3 separate regions of the Mus musculus genome follow, and all the other regions are linked to region 3. The links are chromatin loops, found by intact Hi-C in ENCODE. Cell type or tissue: left cerebral cortex. All regions are shown on one strand. Each heading gives the region's core, and the rest is flanking DNA. Links, peaks and the distances in the headings are about the cores only.

What was found. Hi-C counts contacts between places; a loop is a spot of excess contacts. Peaks named below come from ENCODE experiments on the same cell type or tissue, not always from the same donor. Only the 100,000 strongest peaks of a DNase experiment are listed, where the experiment ranks them.
Region 1: a loop joins it to region 3, with 2.7 times the contacts of the local background. A loop is called at or near these places in 3 of 42 quality-filtered maps.
Region 2: a loop joins it to region 3, with 2.2 times the contacts of the local background. A loop is called at or near these places in 3 of 42 quality-filtered maps.

What each region holds. Positions count from the first base shown.
Region 1 is chr8:67,701,206-67,708,846 of GRCm38, forward strand. The region is part of intron 15 of Psd3 (pleckstrin and Sec7 domain containing 3); the gene reads right to left. Among named protein-coding and RNA genes, the nearest start is that of Gm32888, 160 kb to the right of the region's middle. In left cerebral cortex, for the core only: no CTCF peak of the experiment used is centred there; a DNase peak (open chromatin) is centred at 3,873; H3K27ac peaks cover 2,150 bases.
Region 2 is chr8:67,710,159-67,717,799 of GRCm38, forward strand. Psd3 (pleckstrin and Sec7 domain containing 3) reads right to left here. Exons shown (of 16, transcript NM_177698.4): 15 at 3,525-3,668. Among named protein-coding and RNA genes, the nearest start is that of Gm32888, 150 kb to the right of the region's middle. In left cerebral cortex, for the core only: a CTCF peak has its summit at 3,676; DNase peaks (open chromatin) are centred at 3,656, 4,117 and 4,545; H3K27ac peaks cover 2,412 bases.
Region 3 is chr8:67,891,998-67,899,638 of GRCm38, forward strand. The region is part of intron 8 of Psd3 (pleckstrin and Sec7 domain containing 3); the gene reads right to left. Among named protein-coding and RNA genes, the nearest start is that of Gm32888, 32 kb to the left of the region's middle. In left cerebral cortex, for the core only: a CTCF peak has its summit at 4,619 (motif pointing left); a DNase peak (open chromatin) is centred at 4,590.

The DNA of each region.
Region 1 (7,641 bases), core at 1,536-5,535, 190 kb before region 3:
CCAAAAAGTCATCACTACATAGGAAACTAACAGTAGCTGATCAGGGGCCTTAAATCAGATGGGATGTTAACAATGAGTCCATGAAAAGCTCACTGGCAGTTACGAGAGACACCTACGGATGGCAATGCCGTTAACTAATGAATGTGAACCTTAGTCCAGTCTAGATTATTGCTCTGCCATTATCCTTCAGCCTCATTAGCTTGTGTCTTTCACTATAAAGAAAAAAAATTATGAGAAGGGGTGTGTCAATGAAATTTTGTTACCATTGGTGATGCTACTAAAAATCTGTCTTAGTCTACAAACTCTATAAGCACATTCTCAGATCAGATCTATATTTCAGAGCTGCAAGATCACCTTTCTTACTCAAAGCTGTCCCAATAGTGTAGACAGATTTCCAGCAGTCTAGACTACATGACCTAATTCACTGCCTGATAACAACCTCAGATGGGATTTCTACAAAGTACAAGAGGGGAAAGTACTTAGGTGCCCAAATGCATACGTGTTGTTTCTGGGAGATAGGCCAGCAAGTTTTCTCTGATAGTTTCTTGGAATTAGCTGTTTTCATGAAGCTTCTATCAACACCAAGTGCAAAGGACAATTCAAATACGAGTGGCCTTTTAAAAGCTAAGATAATTTCTTCAATCTGTAACCTCTTTAGCTTTTACTATTTTTATTATGCTTATCCTTAATTCCCTGTAAAAAAAATCTTTCTCCAGTTTGTAGGAAAACGCTATTTCCCTTTGTAGCAAGGTCTATGAGGGCTGACTCAAAAATACTGTGTAAGCCCATGTATGATGCTACTTGGATTAAATGTTAATTACTCTCTGAAAACAAACAAACAAACAAACAAACCAAAAAACAAACCTCAGCAACTGATACTTTGAAACTCATTTCATCAAACCCACATATAAGCGTAACTGCATCTGATGGTTTCCCTTCTCCCAAGCCCTGCTCAGAATCTCTCATCTCATTTAATATAACAGTGTCTCCTCCCTCTGTTCTCTAATATAGGAATGCAATTGACACACCCCCAATGAAAGCCATGTTGCTTTGTAACACTAATTGCTCATGTATATTCACAGCCCAATGCTCCTGAAACCACATCCTAACATCTTGTTTTATGATAGAGGTAGGGTAAAAGGTCATCTTTAGACAAAATAAGCAGTAACATACACACAAAGCAAAGTTTGCTTCTCGATTTCTATACAGGAAAGTAAAGAAATAAACGCCATATCAAAAGAAACAGAGCAAGGAGTTTGCAAAGTGCTTGTTTATTCAAGTACAGACTTGTTATCTCCAGTCTGCTTTCCTGAAGGTCATGGCAGAACTGATGTGCAATTTACTTTCTTCATGACCACTTAGCTTACTATTGCTAACTTCAGAAAGCAGCAGTGGGCAGATCAGACTCCTAACATGAAAGAACCTGAGGGTTTTCACCCCATTCTTCTTATATAGTAGGCACCTATCTGCACACTTAGGTAAGCCATTATCTAAATACAGTAAATACTATACATTTTCAGTGTGCATACCTTGCATTCTGGGAAAACTAAAAAACTAATAATGTCTGCACACTTTTTTTTTTTGATTCAGTATTGATTTTGGCTTTAATGTTCTCTAATGATCTTAGTGACATGTGGTTTCTAAAATAATTAGAAATGAAAACCTTTTTTATAATGATATAAGCAGAAGTCAAAAGCTTGCACTAACACACACAAAAGGTATTGTGCCTACAGTGTTTTGAGAGTATCACCTGTTATCATTCTATGGTCCCTTCCTTGCCCTCTGCAACCATAAAATAAAGCTTACTTAGAAAATAAAATACTAAACATTGTGTTCTAAGAGAAATCTCAAAAAATGACTGTCTAGCTTCAACCCCAAAACAGGATAACCAATGGTGTGTGGCTGTGCCTATTCTCAATGTTAGCACCCAGGCCTCCTTGTAACAGTTTTGACCATAAATGAGTATAAAATTAATCAATGGTGAGAAATTCACCTTGACTGATGACTGGATTACTGGAATTCAAGAATTTATTGTTCAGGAAAGTGAAACAAGTTGTATCTTGAACCATAGGTATACAAAACTAATCTACTTGCTCAAGATATAAACATTTGAACTAGAGAAATACTGCTTGCTATTTCTGTAAATTTTCCCTTTACCTCTCTAAGACAAAAACTTTACCTTTAAAAAAAAACCCAACATATAATACACTCATGTTAATAATCTTTTGGATTATATTTTGATTTTGCTTCTGATTCTATAAGAATTAACTGAAGTTATCCACTGTATCCTTAAAAATATGTTTTTTGCTATCAGTGTGTGTTTATGTATGTGTGTGTGTGTGTGTGTATGTATGTGTGTGTGTGTGTGTGCGTGTACATGTTCATGCAGTAGGCACACTGCACATGTACATAAGCCACAGTTTGACTTGACGTTCTCCCTCGGTCCTCTTATGAGACAGTCTCTAACGGAACCTGGATCTCACTTGTTTAACTAGCCTGGCTGACCAGTGAGCTCCAGTAATCTGCCTGTTTCTACTCCCCAGTAGGTGGAGGTTCATATGCTTACTTGTTCCTTGCTTTTACAAAGGTTCCAGGAATCTAAACTAATATGTGCATGCTTGCTTGGCAAGAACTTTGCCAACTAAGCCATCTCCTCACCCCCAGTTTCCAGAGTGCTTCACTACAGCTTGTCTGTCACAACTACACAGTACAAAATCCATCAGTGTAAGTCATGATGGGCAGATCAGTCTCTTTATGCTCTAGGCATTCCTTAAAGCATAACCTGAGCAAGCTTTGATGGGTACTCTGGTCCAAGCTACCCTATCCATTGCCCACTCACTACAATAGATTCCCATTTCATTATTCTTTGAAATTGAAGCATTCTATACCCTTTGAATACAGGTTGTCCTCTCAAAAACTTATGTTGAAATTACATTCCAATTATGATATATTAAAAGGTAGGGCCAAGTGGGACCTTTAGGAGGTGATAAAGAGCCTGTCCTCTCTAGTGGATTAATGGATTAATGCAGGTAAATGGGTTTATCTTATGATCAAATCTGTAATCAAAGTTAATTTGGCCAAGTTTTTTACACACATGATGCAAACTGTCTCGCAATACCCTATGCTTGGCTGATTGGAACCTGCTAGCAAAGTGGGTCCAGATACAGCCTTTAACCATGAACCACAGCCATGAGCCAAAATGAATCTCTTATTTACTTACTCAGACTGTGTCAAATTATCAGCAACAGAAACAAAGGAATGTAAGTACAGCACGCAGTATTTGTAATTGTGTGCTCTGCATGTGTATTCATTGATCATCATTGTTAACTTGACTGAATCTGGAGTCAAATAAGTCATACTTCTGTGTAAGTCTGTAAAAGGCATTTTCTGGAAGGATTGACAGGAACAGGGAAGGTGTCCCTGATATAAGGAGGTTAGAGGGAAACACTGTTCTTCTTTGACTGCTTGCCTTGGCCTCTTGCTGGTGAACCTATCTATTCTATAGCTGCTGTCTATCACTGCTGCTTCCATCAAAACTCAGTTCTTCAGCCTTCAAGTATAGACAATAGTCATAGTTTTTAAGAAGCCCTTCAGGTCTGCAGCACAGGGGACTTCTGAGGCATCCAGTCTTGTGGGCCGAGAAGCAACTAGATTCTCAGTCATTCTAGCTTGCAGGCTGTTGTCCCACGTGTCCAACAATGGCTCTCTACCAATGGGTGATCCAAGAATCCAGTAGTTGTTCGGTCCATGAGGCTGTATGTCTCAGCTTGTCTTCAGTTTATGCCAGAACCCTAAGAAGTAGGCTCCGGTACCAGTGAAGGAATGGACTCGCTAGGGAAAGTGTTAACAAGCAGGAAAGGAGCTAAAGCATCCTTTCCATGTTCTTTATGTAGGCTGCCAGCAGAAGGTGTGGCCCAGATTCAAGGTAGATCGTCCCCCCTCCAAAGATCTGGATTAAAGATATATCTTCCCACTTCAAATGATTTAATTAAGGGAAAAAAAAATCCTTCACATGGGTACCCAGCTGCTTGAGATTTAGTTCACTGCAGATGTAGTTAAGTTGACAACCAAGAATAGCCATCACACTTATATTCAGGAATTCATTTCTGGGATCTTTTCTGTTTTACTGAACCACTCCCCCACAACTGATTTTTAATAGATACATCAGTTTCACGTTAAGTTTTTGTTGTCTGTTTGTCTGTATTCATGTGCTAAGGATTAGAACCAAGACCTTATGTATAACTGGTAAGCACTCGATGACTGAGCTGTGCCCTAGCTATCAGAACTGCACAGTTTTGATTAGTACAGAGCTTTGCTTTTTGAGAAAGCGTCTTGCTACAGTGCCATAGGCTGGTCTTGACTCTGGCTCACACCACATCTTTCTCCAGATCCTCCAGAACTATAGGCAGATGACTCCCAGTCTCTGCTAATCATACCCCTCCCTTTTTTCACTCTCATCTCCTTTTCCTTTGGATGCCATGTTAAGCAAAAGGAAAGCGACAGTCATTAAAGAAGACGCTTTAGGAACATATGCACAGCTGATTAAGAAAAGACTTAGGGTTTGAGTCAGTTCAAGGAAATAACTGAATGCTTAGTCTGTCTTCTCAAGGCAAGGCACTAACTTCTCCTTAAATGAAGCTCAAAGAATGTGTTTCTAGGCCTTTCTTCCCTTTGCTGGCAACTGTAATCAGTGAGAGATTAAACTTCAAGACTTCTTAGTCTTTTTGCATTGTGTAATACAATATGGAATTACAAATAACAAAGATTCTTGATTCTATTATTACCTGAGATGAACATCTAGATATTGCTGATTTTTGGTCTCTATCTTTGTACATAATTTAAGATAGCTTTCAACTAAAAGGGAAAAAAAAGTTAAATTTCCAGGAATTCTATTAACTTGTGCTATTTTGGTTCCTCAAGTCCAAACACATGACACTATGTCTATGATGCTGTCTTCAAAGGAGGTAGCATTCAGTTCCAGGCTAGACCCAGTTACAGAGACAGACTGGGGTACCAATTATCTCTAAGTAGGTTAATGGGATTTCTCTTTATTAGTCACTAGGGAGCTAAAGGGAAATAACTCTTGTCTTTGTACTTTAAGAACAAGGAACTTAGTATCTAGATAATGTTTCAAAGGTGGGTTGCTTTGTGGCTCTTGGCAGGGGGCTGGAATGGGCCTTCCATTGCTCTTAGGAATGGGAAGCGTGTCAGTTGCAGAGCTCCTGTTCTGGAAATTACTGGTACAGTGTTGAGAAATGAAAAATGAGCAACATGAGGAAGTAATCAGAATTTTATCAAAAGGAAATATATCAAGCTAACTACCCACTAACAACTATGAAACAAAAATCAGACAGTGCAATGGAAGCTTAGCCAATTCTAATTAATACTGTGTGGCCTTCAGACACTTTCCCGTAATGACTGTAGGCAATGTATTCTTGTCCTTAAACATACCAGCTTGAGAAGAAATAAAGTCAATTTAATTGACAAGACAAATACAAACTCAGGAAAGAATGCATCTTTAAGAATGCCCCAGATTTTTTAGATTTAATATATTCTCTCTTAAAATATTGTTATGTCTTGTTAGAGTAGACATTTGTTGTTTCTAAAATTGACTTCTGCAGGCATGTGGCCTGTGTGGGTCCTCCTTGTGTTAAGTCATGAGCATATGCTACTCTGGGTCACAATTTTATGAGAAGGGACTCAGTTGAACTCCAGCCCACTAAGTCAAGGAAGCTTCTAAGGCCTGGTTTCAGTCATAAGAGAAGCTGACACTCTTATGATTAATACAAATGTGAGAACACATTAACCAGCAAGTGTCTTCCTTCTAAGCACAAAGGAACATGTTTCTATCAGTTTTGGGCCACTATAAATATCCAAGAGTAAGTAACTTCTAACAGAATTCTTTGACTCATTCTCTGGAGATTGAGAAGTCTAAGAGCATTGCCTTAGCACTTGGCTAGGGCCTTTGGTTGCTGTCATCTGATGGCAGAAGGAGGAGAAGGAGGAGGAGTAGGAGCAAGAGGGACAGGAGGGTGCAAAACACAACAAGCTAAGGACATGTTTAGTTTTCTAACAAAGCCCTTCTCAGAGACCTAACCTTGTCTAGGGCAATGACTGCAATCTACCTGTCAAGGCAGAGCTGTCATGACCTAATGAGTTCTTCTGGCTTATGTATGACACATGCATTTAGGGACTTTCAAATGACAACATTCCACTTTTACTTTCTAAAATTCAAGTTTTTCTCACAATGCAGAATACTGAATCTCTTTCCCAGTTTGCATGCTCCTTATGTGGGGTATGTTCTGACAAGCCTGGCATAAATTTAAAGTAAGCCAAATATATACTCAATACTCTAACCTAGCAAATACCACAGCTCAGCAATGTCTTCAGTCTAGAATCTCATGTAAGTAAGATATGGGTGGTACTCAAAGCATAAATTCATTTTAATTGAAGATGTATCTTCATCAGAGAGGTTGTGATAATCACCAGACTTCACAAAATAAAAGATACTTTATTCTCCTTCTAAGGTATTTATTCCTTTTCTAGGCATTCTCTTTCTAGGATATAGAAACACATGAAAAATGTTTTGTTGTGCTCCCATGTGAGTGCAAATTCAACAGGGAAAACAACATTAAATCTTAAAGCTGGAGAAATCTCAACTTCATGTCCTGTCTCCTGGCCTAGGGATGAAGGCCCCTGGCCAGTAATATTCAGCCTCAATCCTTTGCTGTGCTTAGTCTAGGCAGCAAAACCACATGGAGGTTGGAGTCTAATGCCTAAAGTTTTCCTACACTGGTATTTGCATACCAGTAGCTTTATAGTTGTGGAGTCTTGAGGACTTCCCCTCTGAAGCACCAACAAGTATTTCTCCTATGGCGACTCTGTAGAGGGCCTGATTTCACACCTATACTAGACATTATCTTTGTTGGGGCTCTGAAGTGGTTGCTTTTCTATGACAAATCTCCACTGAGTGTCCTCCAGATTCCTTTGAAATCTCAGTGGAGGAGATGATGGAAGCTCTTTCATTTCACATACCCATAGAGTTGGTACTGTAAGGAAATTACCAAAGCTTATGACTTACATTGTCCAAGTAGAGGATGAAGCCATAGTTGTGGCTGAGAGATGCTACACAGGAATTTGTGATCCCCCCCCCCGACATGCTAAGATCCTGTGGTACCCTCTTTAGAAGTTAGTAGTCAAGACTACTGGAGCTGTGATCTTCAGACATCTGACATAGCCTTGGTGTCTCTTTACCATTGTTCCAATGACCTCTTCTATGTAGGCTAGCCTCTCCAGCAACTAGCTGCTTGGCTATCCCTGTGGTTGTGTTCCTAAATAGGACTCTTCACACTTTATAGGATCATGCTGTAACATTTCCAAATCTTTTTTTCTCTGCTTTCATTTGATGATTAAATTCTGTCTTTAATTTTGGTCCTCTTTCATCTTACTATATGTGATTAAAGGTTGCCAAGCCACTTCCTCAATATTTTGCTTACTAACTTCTTCTATTATTAGAATTTATCAATTTTGAATCAGCCTTTTCGAATGGCCTAGGCTACAGACAACTCTGCTTTGCACCTATTTACCAAGCATGGCTTTGACTCCTTGTCTAGTACTAATTATCATTTCTGAGACTTTGTG
Region 2 (7,641 bases), core at 1,536-5,535, 180 kb before region 3:
GTGTGTGTGCGTGCGTGCCTGTGTACTTATTATGTTATTAACTATTTCCGAAAATATGCCTTCCAAAAGCAAACTTTCCAACAAAATTCTTCTAAGAAAAAAGGCCGGGCTGGAGAGATGGCTCAGTGGGTTAAGAGCACTGGCTGCTCTTTCAGAGGTCCTGAGTTCAATTTCCAGCAAGAACATGGTGGCTCACAACCATCAGTAATGGGGATCCAATGCCTTCCCTTTTCTGGCATCCAGGTATGAATGCAGATAGAGTACTCATACATAATATCAATAAATAAAATATTTTTTAAAAAAGAAAGAAGAGGGAAGAAGTCCCTAGCTCTACATACTAATTGAGTCAAGAACGAAACTGTCCATTCTCCACCAAATGTTAGTCAGAGAAAGAGTACAGGGTTAGTTAATTATAGCCTGTTCTCAGTAAAATTTGCTGTTTTAGGTAAAAAACAAACAAACAAACAAACAAAAACAACAACAAAAACCCCTTTCCTACAAGGCTAAGATGTAAATCTCTCTGTATTGTGTAGATTTCTTTAAGTCCTAAACCTACACATTTACTGGAATTTCTAATTAGTTACTGTGGGGAGGGCTTGCAGGAATTCTTAGCCATACAGAGAGCTATGAACTTGGCTTGCTATGAAGAATTGCTTGTCCTTAAAGCAACCTGGGACATAACTGGAATGCAGAAACATAGGACCGGCCCTGGTGTTGTCAGCAGCAAGTTCATATTCTGCCAAAACAAAAGTGTTCTTTCCGAGGCGTGTGAAAATGACAAGAGCTGCTCTGAAACCAAAGGAAGCTTTCAGATGATGACCTGCCCTGGAGCAGGTGAGATTAGTACTCTGGAGCTGAGAGAGGCGACCACATGGTTCATCCCCAGTGAGAACACGGCCTGGATTAGCACCTTCCTCTTGTCACTGACCATTCAGGGCTTCTGTGGACTTGCAGGCCTTCTCTTCTCACTTGTTAATGGGATTTTCTGTCACACATGGACCTGTCCATCTATCAAGGATTGGTACTAAGCTTTCTGAGTGCACGGACTTCTTGGATGCTATCATTGCATCCAATGCTATGATAAAGTCTCTCTGAGTCCTTCAGCTGTGTATCAAGAATCTGGAAAATATTCTAGGATCTGGGTAGATCTGTTAGAAAAATATACAAACTGGCCAATAGTTGCCTACATTCTATTCAGGAAAGTAGTGAGTGATTAAAGGGGCGTCGCTAATAAGGAAAAAGATACTGTACAACAGCCTCTCCAAGCACCCCGCAGGAGACCAATTCTGTGGCTAAACTCGCAGCACAGTAGATTCTACATGATCCATTACTTCAATTTTCATCTGAGTTAGTGAAAAACAATGAATCACATTTCCAAGAGTATTTATTCATGTCACACACAACATTTTTGATGAAATTCAAACAGTAAGTGCCCTTTAGACCTTCCTTTCTGACACAGGTTAATGCAGCTTGACAGACAATTCAACATACTTGACACCTTATCCTGAGTTTGACTTTAATGAGTGAAGTCCTGGAATACAATCTTCAAATTCCTTGAGGAGGTAACGACAGCAAGCAAGACCTGATTTCCCCAAAGATACTCTACTTTCAAGGTTCAGGATATGGAATTGCCGTTTCTCCCTGGACTCCATTTTCAAGAAAAGGGCTCCACAGAAGATCCACACACTGGTCTCTGCCTAGCAGTGGATACTTTCCTGTGGTTTTCAAAGGGCCCTACCTCCTGGGGTAGGTTCTCCCCTTAAAGGGTCAAGGGCTCAAAGCAAGGTGATGAGTCCTAGAAGCCAGGGAGTGAGGTGTTGGGAAATTTAATTAGAAAGTGTGAAACAAAAACCAAGCCCATGGCTTCCCGTTACTACAGAAGTGTGAAGAATAATGATTGCTTTTTGAGAACTAAGGATTCCCAGGAGTGAACAAGCCTTGTCAAAGAAGAGCTGCTATTCACTTTTTCCTTTTATTAATTTTCCAAGTCTTTTGCTGGTAAGGCTTTGGTAGCTTTAGATAACAAACTTTCAGACTTTACTAGAAGATTTTCCTTGTATGTCATCTGACTGGAGCAAGGACTCCTTTGCCACAGAGGAGAGTAGTGTGTGGCTATGGCTCTGCCTTCTGTCTTAGATGCAATGCTACAGTGAAGACTCAGATAGCAACTTCTAGGACATTCTGTGAAAATCAACAAGCAAGTGCAGGACCTTGGACTTACTGCATTGGGGACCATGGGATCCACTAAAGACCCAAGGACAGACTAATATAACTTCAAAATACAGCCAACTCACAGTGAGTTCCACAGTAGATTGATTTTGGATGGGGTGTCTAGACAGGCTTTTTATAGGAAAGATCTGGGCCTTACCCAGATGGTCTCACAAAATAACAACCATAGGAAGGATACTAGGGGCAGGAGTAGCTGAACAAAGTAATGCAGATGCAGGGAGAAATGTTAGTTACCACTGCATGTGGAAAGACATGTGGTCAAGATAGGACAGAAAGGCAAACCCTCTCAGATTCATGTCTGGAACTTGATTGTAAGAGCCCGGACAGCTATGGGACAGGAGGCAACTTCTAGTCTCCTGTGAGAGGTATGGAAGCCAGGCTGGCACAGAGGAGGCACCCAGGCAATGGCTGTGGCAAAGAGGGCTCAGGGTGGAGCCCTGCAGACAAGGTTAAGACGTGAGTGCTCAGATGCTCCCAGGTTCAGTCCTGAGGAAGAAATGCCATATAATCGGGGAATGAGGGAAAATGAAGGATATGGAAGAGTCTGGAGGTGCAATGAGTGACAGCATGAGCTATGAAAGAAGAGTGTGTGAAAGACAAATGGAACATATAGTTTTTCCTCTTTTCATCTTGTAGAAAAAGATGCTTTGAGGATCTGAGTGTGACTGTCAAGAGCGAAGGCTGGAGAATGCTGGCACTGACTTGCGAGCAACCTTAGATGAAGGGCGCCCCAGGGATAAGGCTTTCAGCTTGGGTTTGAATATCTGCCTCTCTCCTCACCACACTGGCATTCATGTCATTCAAGATGAATGAGCCAAGTCTTCGTTCCGCTGTCCCCTCCTGCAATGCATGGCGGTGGGCGATAGAGAGGAGTGCACTGATGTCACCGAGCAGCAAGCGTGTGCAGAAGAGCAGGTGCTTCCTCTCGCTTGGCAGCTCATTTCCTCCACTGTGTTGATTTTGACCTAAACTCTGTTGGAGGAAACACAGGGTCACAGCAAGCAGCTGTCCTCCCTGGCATGTTTCCCCTACTGTTGTTCTTTTTGTTACCCTTGTCACAGGTGCACCCTATTCCAACTTGGAGGCTGTTTGTTTGACATGAATGAACTGGCCATCACATTGATATTTATTTGGTGCCTAAATAAATTCACAAACGTGAGGCTAGAAGGGCTCCTGTCATATTAGGATGTCCTAAATTGGAGCCAGGACAAGTCAAGCTCACTACCATGAGTGCTATGAGGTGTGGACTTCACAGATCATAAAACACCACTTGGTAACATCTAGGTTAGCCATACCTCGAACTCCAGATAGTGGTCTTTCAGCTTGTACTCATCAACATCCTTGGCTTTGACCTTCTTGTCTGGGGGATATGAGCGATGCTCAGCCAGCTCAGTGGTGATCTGCTTCAGCTTGCTTTCATGGGACTTCAGCTGCTCCTCCTACAGGAAATTATGAAGTCATTCAGTGTGCAGAAAATAATCAAAGAAAAGCACAGGAAGCCTATAAAATCCTTTCTGCTTAATGACTTCAATTTATCAACATTTATCATTGGTCCTAAGTCCTTCCAACCTTTTAAGGCCAGTGTTAGAATATTCTTTTTTAGGATGGCAACAGGGTCTAACATTACTAGCCCATCTCTTGTCACAAAGCCACATGATTTCTGAGCTCTTTATCATTTGAACTTGTCACCAAATGGGTACCAGACCTCTCAGGAGAAACCCTGACAAACAAGTTAGTTACAAGCTGAACAATTAAGTGCTTTTCCTGAGAGCCACGTGGCCTGGTGTCTCCCTTCATGCACACTCAGCAATGCTGTTAGCTTCCCCCTGCCTAGCATAATGAACACTTATTTGCATAATGTTTCTCTTTTGGGGAGAAATTGTGCTATGAAGAAATGCTCTTATGAAACCTATGTGCAGATAAAATTCTTCCCTAGAGTGGCAGAGGTTCTCACTTGCTTCAACTTCATTGACTCAAAGCAGCCATTCAGTTAAACACAGAGTAATTACAGCCTGAACACCATTAGTCCACACACCAGGAACTAACAGAAAATGATCAATCCTGTGGAGAAAGATTTCCATTCCTGGACACGAGTTGTATCAACCTAGTAATATACTACTTAAAAAGATATGCCTCTCAACTCTCTCATAACATAGTGAAAACTTGATTCTTCTCTTTTCTTCTCTCCTTTTCTCCTCCCTTCTTCCCTCTTCCCCTTCCTCCCTCCCTCCTTCCTGTCTGTCTTTCTTATTGAGACAAGATCTCACTGAGTAGAATAGACTGGCTTTGAAACTCACTCATTGCCCTCCTGCCTCCACCTCATGATTGGGATAAGACATATCCAGCAGCTTTAACCATGCTTGAAACAAAAGCTATTTTAATTCTTTGGCATCCGTACAGTTGTGTAGCTGCTTAGCATTCTGTTTTTCCATGAAAATTTGTTCACAATCTTGAGCAATTTTACATGTGCAGTATAAAATAAATGGATGGTAGATGAAAAAGAATCAAAATAACCAATAAATATATAACAAAAACATAATTTTATATTATATAATTTATACAGCTGGATAGAGATGAATTTTTAAAGTTACCAGAAAATTAATATTTACAAAGAATTATTATTTAGTAAAAAGAGTCATATACAGTATCTTAGGGTCCTCTAAAATAGTGACATCTCTAGAGCCTAAAGAAAATAACTTGCACATTTAAGGTCCTCAAATAGAAAATAAATAATGAAAGAAAAGTAAAGTAGAGGATGAAAACAAGATCCTGGCAAGGAATGGATACAGAGAGACATAGTGACGATTATGGCAACCTCATCATCTCCTCACAGATGATGCCAAAAGCCAATGAAAATGCCTTAAGGAGCTTGGTTTACACTTTTTCATCTATCTGTTATGCTCTATAAAGGAACATACAGACCATGTCACAGATGGATGTCTTTCTAAAAAGGGTATGCTAAAGCTCTAAGCCCTTGCACACATACTGGAAGATGGAGTCTCATCAAGGCAAATGAGGTCATAAGGCCCAGTGTCCTATGGAGACACTAGAAAGCTTGATCCCTCTGTATGCATGCTAAACACCAGGGAAAGGCTAGAAATCCAGCAACAAGTAAGGGCAGCAATGATATGAAGCCCTTAGGGAGCTATTCCAGACTGTGACCCTGCTGGCACCCCGACCTTGCTTCTTGAGGATTCAGAACTGTGAGGATTCCAACTATATAATTGAAGGAAAGAAATAATGTCAAAGAGATGCATACACTGTCATGGTCACTGCAGCATGACTCACAGTGTCTAAGATATGAACATAAACTATGTGTCCAACAATAGAGACCATTAGTGATCAAAATGTAACAAATATATTCAGCCTTAAAAAATTCTATACATATAGTATAACATGGACTCATGGAAAACACTACATGTGTTCACTTCTATGTGAAATCTAAAAAATGTCACACCACAGGATACTAGATGATAGACTAGTGGCTATATAACCCTAAGATTCTGGGAACTTGGGAGATATTGGTCAAAGATCAAAAATGTCAGTGAAAAAGAATAAATTCAAGAATTCTGTTGTGACTCAAGCAAACTATAATTAATAACAGCAAGATACATATTTTGAAATTGCTAAAAGTATGTCAAATGTTCTCACCACAAAAGTGGCACAAATATCAATTAGCTTTATTAATCACTGCACAATGTATACATACTATAAAAACACTGTGTAACTATAAATAAAGACAATTCTTATTTGACGATTAAAATGTAAAATGAGATTTCATTTTCTCTTACCCAAGAGGATTTTTTATTTTGAAGGGCATTTCATATTTTGCTTTTTATATTTAATGAATGGAAATACTGCCTAGGCTGGCTTTGAGATCGTTCTCCCGACTCAAGTCTCCCACCTGGCTGAGTTATAGATGTGTTCAGTGCACCTGGATTTGTTTAACTTTTGGGAGTAGGGTTAACAGTACACATCAGTGAGGCTCAGTGTGGTGTCTTGATATATGATACCGTACACAATGTCATGATACACCGAATAAATGTGGGTGGGTGAATGTATAGTTCTCACCATGAGGAAGGCAACCACAGGAATGACTCCTCATCTGGCATACCACACACATTCTCTGTGTCTTCTCAGTGGGCTCACTGCACTCCTGCTGTCAGCTAAACCACAGGGTAAAATAAGGAAGGACTTTGGGTGTAGCTCGGCAGCAGAGTGCTTGCCTAGCATGCAAGAGGCTCTAGGTTCAATACCAAAGACCTGTAAGAGGTGGATATTCCAGTGTGAACAGTGAGCACAGGACTCTCGTTTCTTACCAGTGGCTTGCCCTCCATTAATGTACAGTGATTAGTATCTAATGATTGACCATTCTAAACTTTTACAAGAATATGAATGGAAGACCACAGGACTAGATACAAGAAACAGTCACTTTATGTGATACAAGCATTGGAAGTGGTGAAAGGCCTAAGGAAGGAAGAGAGTGACACACAGTCTACATGCTACCTATCTACCTAGCCAGCTATCTGCATATCTGAGGCACATGCATCCTTTCTGACTCATCATGAACTTTAATTATCACATAGGTATGCAAACTGGGCCTGTGATACAACTCTCAGATCATTCTGTATGCATCCAAGCTTGAAAATGATTGCTTTGGTGGGTATAAAAAGTCCTCAATAAACTATCCAGTGTGCGGTGTGTGTGCACTGGGGGCATGGTATTCTGTTTAGACAGCTACACCAGAAGGAGGGGGGAAAACTTTAAATGTTTGAAGTAGTCTCTCCACCCAACAGAAGAAAAATGTACTCTGGCAGCACTGTGAAGAAAACAACAGAGAAGGTGACTCCTACACAGCAGAGCTGTTCAGGAAGAGCTGTGCCACACTGGCAGCAATCAGTCTTAATAATCCAGGCTAATATGTTTTGGAGGCAAGACAAGAACAAATTCAAGAAAAGCTCACCAGTGACAGGATAATGAACAAATGTGCTCAAAGCACTAACCACTCTTACGTGGACCTTTGATTTTCCTAACACTTTATCCTTCCATAAGAGTGCTCATCTTCTTGTTATACACTTTAAAAATTCAAATTACCCCAAACCCTCTGGCATTCAGGAGGCTATGATCAGACTGTGGGTCTGTCAATTTGAAGCTCTCAGATGTACAGTCACTGGGAAGAGCAGTAGTTCTCAACAGGAGATGATGAAGTTTGACCTCCAAGAAGATATGGCAATGTCTCACCAAACATAATATACATTAAAATTAAATGTCACTCTTCCCTAATGCTTGTCTCCAATATCCTGAATACCTTTTAAGTAGCTGATGAATTATATGGCACAGGTAATGCTTATAGAGTAAATATCTAATACAAGTTTAAAATCTCATACCATATGATCTTTCCTCAAGCCATGC
Region 3 (7,641 bases), core at 2,142-6,141:
AGCTTCAATGGAAAAGCATTTATAATACTAATAAGACTAATATATAATCAAAATAATATTTGAATTTTAAGAGAATGATAAGGAAAGATATGTGTAGAAAATGTAAATGCTATTTCTATAAGGAACTAGAGACATCAAGATTGTAGCATACTCAGGAAGTAGAGGACTATACTCAGCCCCCCACCTGTGCAGAGGGTTGGTTATGCCTTGAATCACACAGTATAGAAGCACAGTGCTCATGGCATGTCAAGTTTGCTTACCAACAGAGAAAAGAGCTAAGTGAAACATATGGCTTTCTCGTATCAAAGATGCCCAGCTACCTCTTCCCGAGGTACCCGAGGAATTGAAATTTGTTATCACAACCCTTTGCTGTCTTTCTCTGGCTTACTGGTAATTCTTCTAAGAAAGGTTTGGAGGTAAAGATGAACGCTTAAGTCAGTCCATTTTAATTCTTACTGCCTACTAGAGATTTCCCTTCTATAAGCTTTCGTAGTATTTTAATGGAGAGTAAATATGAAGCAACTTTCATCAAGAAAACGTATGATAAAGTCACATGAATTTTAAAGTATCATTCAAGCAAATACTGAGCACTGAGTAAAGCCACCTCTAGTTACTGACTTTGTATCTTACCAGTTGTTACGTACAAAAAAGATGCCCCTAAATTATGATATCCTATTCATTCTCTTCCCAAACTGTTATAACACCGTGAAGAAGTGTAGGCTTCTCTGAAACAAGGGCTGGCCAATGACCTGAGTTCCTTTTCATGAGGTCAGTAAAGAATGAAAATTTAAAAGGCCTGACTCATTTAGACATAGAGATGGATTTCTTGACAAATCTGCAAGGACAATGTAGATGAGCCCCTTAGAGACAAGGAAGACTTTAATCAACCTTGACAGTAAAAGTATGCAAACAGGAAATACCACAATTTTAAAGAATTTTGTTTTAAATCCTCAAATATTATACAGGACAAAATCTTAAATATTTAAGCAAAAGATTATTAATGAAAAGAATTAGACCATCTTATTAAAGGTTCACTGAATTGAAGATTATACTCTTCACTAATTATATGACTATTTAAAATATATTTCTTTTAAAAATTATTTTGAGTGTGTGTGTCCGTGCATGTGTGATTTTATGTCATTGGTTCGATCAGTGGAGAACAGAAGAGGGCACTGAATCCCCTGGGGCTGGAGTGGCTCAGTTAGGGTTAAACACTAAGACCAAAAGCAAGCTGGAGGGGATATTCGTTGTTCTTATTTTCATTTGTTTGTCTGTTTTGGTTGGTTGGTTGGTTGGTTGGTTGGTTGGTTGGTTGGTTGGTTTTTGTTTGGTTATTTGGGTTCTTTGGTTGGTTGGTTGGTTGGTTGGCTGGCTGATTTTTCATTGCTCATCATTGAGGGAAGCTGGTGATGCTTTCTGGTTTGCTCTTCATGTTGCTCTTCATGTCTCAGTCTCAACCTGCTTTATTATAGACCCATGACCCAGAGATGGCACCGCCCACAATGGGATGAACCCTCCCTGTCAATCACTAATTAAGAAAATATCCTATAGGCTTGCTTGCAGCCTGATTTTATTAAGGCATTTTCATAATTGAGGGAACTTCCCTCATTTCGGATGTGATTTTTAGTTTGTGTTATGTTTACATCAAACTAGCCAGCACATGGAGTCATATAGGTTGTGAGCTGCTCCCGTGAGGACTGGGAACTGAACTCATGTCTTCAAGAAGAACAGAAAGTGCCCTTTCCAGCTGAGCCATTGTTCCAGCCCCTAAAATGGATTCCTTTTAAAAGAAGAGCCTTTTATCTATGTACCTTTTAAAGATGTACTAATTTTTTTTAGTGAAATTCTTTAGATAATTTTTTTTCCAAATAAATGAATTTAAATGTTTACGATCAGTCCTAGTTGAAACTGTAAGTTAAAAGCGCATTCTAAATCTCACTTAATTATACTGAGGGAGGGGACTCCCAGACTGACTGAGACTTTTTAAAAGTTTATGTATCTATCGATGTATGTAACTATCTGTCTACCTATTTATATATTTGTGTGGGAGGTGGAGAGAGAGAGAGACAGAGACAGAGACAGAGACTGGATCTTGTCCTAGAGTTAAGGATGGTCTTGAGCTTCCATATAGGTGCTGGGACTTTGACCTCATGTTTTCTGTAAGAACAAGTGTTTCTAAACACACAGCTTTCTCTCCAGTCTTTAAAGAAATCTTTTTTTTAATAGTAGTTTTTATTTTTTAATTAGATGTTTTCTTTATTTGCATTTCAAATGTTATCCCCTTTCCTAGCTTCCCCTCAGAAAATCTCCTATCCCCTCCCCTGCACCCCACCCTGCTCCCCAGCCCACCTACTCCTGCTTCCTGGCCCTGGCATTCCCCTATACTGGGGCATAGAACCTTCACAGGACCAAGAATCTTTCCTCCCATTGTTGACCAACTAGGCCATCCTCAGCTACATATGCAGCTAGAACCATGAGTCCTACCATGTGTTTTCTTTGATTGGTGGTTTAGTCCCAGGGAGCCCTGGGGGTACTGGTTAGTTCATACTATTGTTCCTCCTATGGGCTGCAAACCCCTTCAGCTCCTTGGGTACTTTCCCTAGTTCCTTCATTGGGGACCCTGTGCTCTGTCCAATGGGTGACTGTGAGCATCCATTTATGTATTTGCCAGGCATTGGCCGAGCCTCTCAGGAGACAGCTATATTAGGCTCCTGTCAGCAAGCTCTTGTTGGCATTTGTAGTAGTGTCTGGGTTTGGTGGTTGTTTATGGGATGGATCCCCAAGTGGGGCAGTCTCTGGATGGTCATTCCTTCAGTCTCTGCTCTGAACTTTGTCTCTGAAACTTCTTCCATGGGTATTTTGTTCCCATTTTCTAAGAAGGGTCGAAGTATCCACACTTTCGTCTTCATTCTTCTTGAGTTTCATGTGTTTTGCAAATATATCATGGGTATTCTGAGCTTCTGGGCTAATATCCACTTATCAGAGAGTGCATAGCATGTGTGTTCTTTTGTGATTGGATTACCTCACTTAGGATGATATCCTCCAGATCTATCCATTTGCCCAAGAATTTCGTAAATTCATTGTTTTCAATGGCTGCATAGTACTTCATTGTGCAAATGTACTACATTTTCTGTATTCATTCCTCTGTTGAGGGACATCTGGGTTCTTTCCAGCTTCTGGCTATTATAAATAAGGCTGCTATGAACATAGTGAAGCATGTGTCCTTATTACAAGTTGGAGCATCTTCTGGGTATATTCCCAGAAGAGGAATTGCTGGATCTTCCAGTAGTACTATGTCCAGTTTTCTGAGGAACCACCAATCTGATTTCCTGAGTGGTTGTACCAGCTTGCAATCCCACCAGCAATGGAGGAGTGTTCTTCTTTCTCCACATCCTCGCCAGCAACTGCTGTCACCTGAATTTTTGATCTTAGCCATTCTGACTGGTGTGAGGTGGAATCTCAGGGTTGTCTTGATTTGCATTTCCCTGATGATTAAGGATGTTGAACATTTTTTCAGGTGCTTCTCAGCCATTTGGTATTCCTCCATTTTGAGAATTCTTTGTTTAGCTCTGAACCCCATTTTTAATAGGGTTATTTGGTTTTCTGTAGTCTAACTTCTTGAGTTCTCTGTATCTATTGGATATTAGCCCCCTATCAGATTTAGGATTGGTAAAGTTCTTTTCCCAATCTGTTGGTTGGCTTTTTATCTTATTGATCCTTTCCCTTACAGAAATCTTAAACACACAAATTCTAAAAATTTCTATAAAGAACCAGGCAGCTAATATTTCAGGCTTTGCAGGCCATATGTTCTCAATAACAACTGCTCAACACTGTCATCACTATGTAAAGATTTTAAAAGTAGCTGTGAATGTGTCCCAATAAAACTTTACACACACACATACACGAGATGAATTTTTGCCTGTAATTACTATTTTGCTCACCTGTAGTCTAACATAAGTTAGCATTGAAATAGATGAAAAATCCTAGAAGATCTAATAGCAATTTCAGGTTTTCCCTTACTTCATAGATTTTCCTCTACTCCATTAGAAAAAGAGCTACAAACTTGTGCTATAATGCATGAAAATGTGGGAAACAGAGACTTTTGCTCACAATGCTAACGCAAGCTCTAACTAAACAAACAAAACAAAACAAAAACTTAGCAAAAAAAAGCATACTGCTCCTGACAAAAACTATGGAGCCTTCTATCAAGTTTCAACTATAATCTAGTATTCTCTGATCTAGAGGGACCAGTAGAGCCCATGAAAGTGGACCACAGAGTAGATTCCAAGTTAGGGGTTGAAGAATTAAGTAGAATGACCATGGAATTAAGTTTAATAGTGTTAAGAACTGGAGCTTTGTGGAAAGTGTGCTTTCGGAGAAACTAACAGCTCTCATTGTCTACGGGTACAACCCAGCCTCATAAATCTTGAGCTATTAGAACACAGCCGGCATACCCTCCCACACAATTCCACCTCCGCCAACATGTTACAACAAACGAGGAAAAGTATACTACTGACTTGGTAATTACTTCGGTGAAGTAGCACTGCTATAAAGCTCTGGTTTTGCTTGTTTGCCGCTCATGGAAGTGGAATTAGGTTATGCTGCCCTCAGGTGTCCATCTTTTTAGATGCACCACTGGAGGGCAAAGCAGAAGCCATTGCAATTTCAAAGCACCCTGGCCAAAAATTCAAAGAGGACTTCTCATGTCTGGTACTGGGTTTTTTCCTTTAGCTTTTCAGGGTGTACTATTAGCCTAGATGAGAAAGTTCCTTAAAACTATATATACTTAAGTATAGACTTAATTATGTGCCACGGTGTTTTCTAAAGAAATAATGATGTCTGCCTTTTGAGTTATCGATGTTGCTATCTATCCCCTTCCTCCTGCTCCTGTGCTTACCCCCCTCCCTTCCCTAGGCGGTTCCCTCACCAGTTCCCCCATGAGACCCCTTGGATCCCACTGTTCTGCCTTACTGCTTCCAGCTTTCTTCTGTATTTACCTCCCTGCCCTTCTCTGTGGAGCTCCCAGGTCCTATTTCCCCTATCACAGGTATAAAGTAACATAATGATTCACTAGTAATATAAATACTTATATGCACACAGAAACAAATCATTTAAAAAGAGGCCATGGATTTGAAGGGGAGTGGGGGGAAGTATGTGAGGATTTGAAGGAAGGAAAGTGAAGGGGTGAATATAATTAAATTATAATCTCAAAATAGACACATTTTTTTAAAAGCAGGCGTCTGCAATATAAGTATCTTCTTTCAGAAACTACAATCACAGATTTAAGAGGTTGATAATCCAACCACATGGTGGTGACACACACCTCTTTTAAATCCCACCATCTGGTAGGTAGAGGCAGGCAGAGTTCGAGGCCATCCTGTTCTACAGAGTAAGTTCCAGTATAGCCAGTGTTACACATAGAAACCCTGTCTCAAAAACCATTAAGAAAATAAAAGGAAAATCCAACATTAAGGAAAGACACGATCTTGGTGGGGTTTTCTGCACCTTTCCTGTACTATATTGCCACTGAATGTGGTAAAAGACATCAAGTACTATATGAGTTTTGAGTGCTGGGGTCATTGTCCCAGGCTTTAATAAGCTCTAACCTGTACTGTTCTAATACTAAAAGCATTTACTGTTTCACTCACAGTCTCTCACAAGTGGTCACTAAGGAATTTGGCGCTATATAACTTTTGACATATTGCAACAGATTAAGTGTAAAAGCAAACACAAAAATCTAGCTATCCTCTATTAGTTCAATAGTAAAAGGAACCACAAAAATGTAAATGCCACTATTTCCAATAAATTTTCTCAGAATGTAAAGTATAATTCATGATTATAAAAACTATGTTTTTCATTTAGTGGTCTTTAATGATCAAATGATGACATTAAAGTTTCATTAGATTCAACCCATAATGTAGTATGTAGTAAAACACACACACACAAAACAAATTTTAAAAAAGTCTGTTTGGGTCTTCAAAGATTTTAAGAGTCTAAATACACTCTAAGTTTGAGAAATTCCCAAAGTATAAATTCTACCAAAATATGATTAGAACACTATGTGTTTATTTTTAATTTTGAGAAAGTAAGACACATTGAACTCTGTCAAAACACAAATATTTAATTTTCATTTTAACTTGGCTGTCATAGGAGGAAATAAGTTAATGCATGGAGTGCAGAGATCCATTGGGCTTTCAATCACTTTCTTCATTCTTATTATCCTCTCCAAGGCATGGAAGGAAGGAAGAAAGGGAGGGAGGGAGGGAGGGGAGGAGGGAGGGAGGGAGCCCCTTCCTTAAATGATATTCACCTGTCTTCCTTCTTCCACAGTGTAAAAGCTCACAAAGGAAAGCACTGATTAATAATTAATGATTAATCTATTAGATAGCTCCTATAAGACCACAAAATGAGCCCACTGACTCCAGAGATGACTGTGCCATATTTTATTCATGTTAACCTGTTCTCAAACAGGGGAAAACAAATATAAATAAACAGAAGTGAAGAAGCAGATAGAGGAATAGAAAAGGTTTCATTTTCACAGGTCACAGAATTGAATGAACTTGACTGGTGCATAATTAAACTCTAACACTCTTGCAAATTCATTCCTACTAAAATTTACACAGTGGCCAATATGATAGTCAGTGGCACTGCATTCTAAATGTCATTCTAAAATTAAAAAATTTCAAACCATGACATTTTTTCTGTAAAAACATTCCACAGCTGAAGGCTGGATTCTCAGTCTAGTCCATAGACTCTCTTTTTGGTAATTAGCTGATATTTTGAAAACATAATAATGGTGAAAACAACTCAACTAGAAATCCTCAACACGTTTAGATCCGAGCATACTGGTCTTCTGTGGCCTTTCAGTATTGGTGAGAAGTTCCACATGATGAGAGACTGGTAAGACGGCTGCGAACTCTAATCAAGAGAAAAGGCTTAACACCATAAGCTATCAGTTCTCAACCTGTGGAGGGGTCTCATATCATCATATATATATATATATATATATATATATATATATATATATATATATATATATACATACACATTATAATTCATAACAGTAACAAAATTACAGCTATGAAGTACCAACAAAATAATTTTATGCTTGGGAGGTCACTACAAGATGAGGATTATTAAAGGGTCACGGCATGAGGAAGGTTGAGAACCACTGCCATAAGGGAGAAGAGACCATATGGAAAGGGTTGATGTAGCAGAAATGACAATCACAGCTAATACCCTTCCCTAGACTCGTAACTTGGGATGGTTTATGAACGTTATGGAGGGGTGTTAAAGCCTCAGCATGCAGAACTGCTGGGAAGTGGAGAATTGTTTTTATGAGCATTTCTCATGCACTAGTGAGTGACACACACCCATTTGCATACATATGGGCAGCATTAATTAGACTTGTGGGTTATCAACAACATAAAAGGAAGACATGAAGTTGGGAGGGGGATGTTGGGAGGATACTGAGAAAGTTAGAGGTGGGAAATTGGGTATGGATATAATCATAATTTCATTGTACACATGTGAGTTTTCAAGAATGAAGGAAAAACAGCACAATAAAATAAAATCTATTGTCTTAACTAAAAGCTTTATAGCTGTCTTCCCGTACTGCAAACAAACCATTTGAATTCCTAC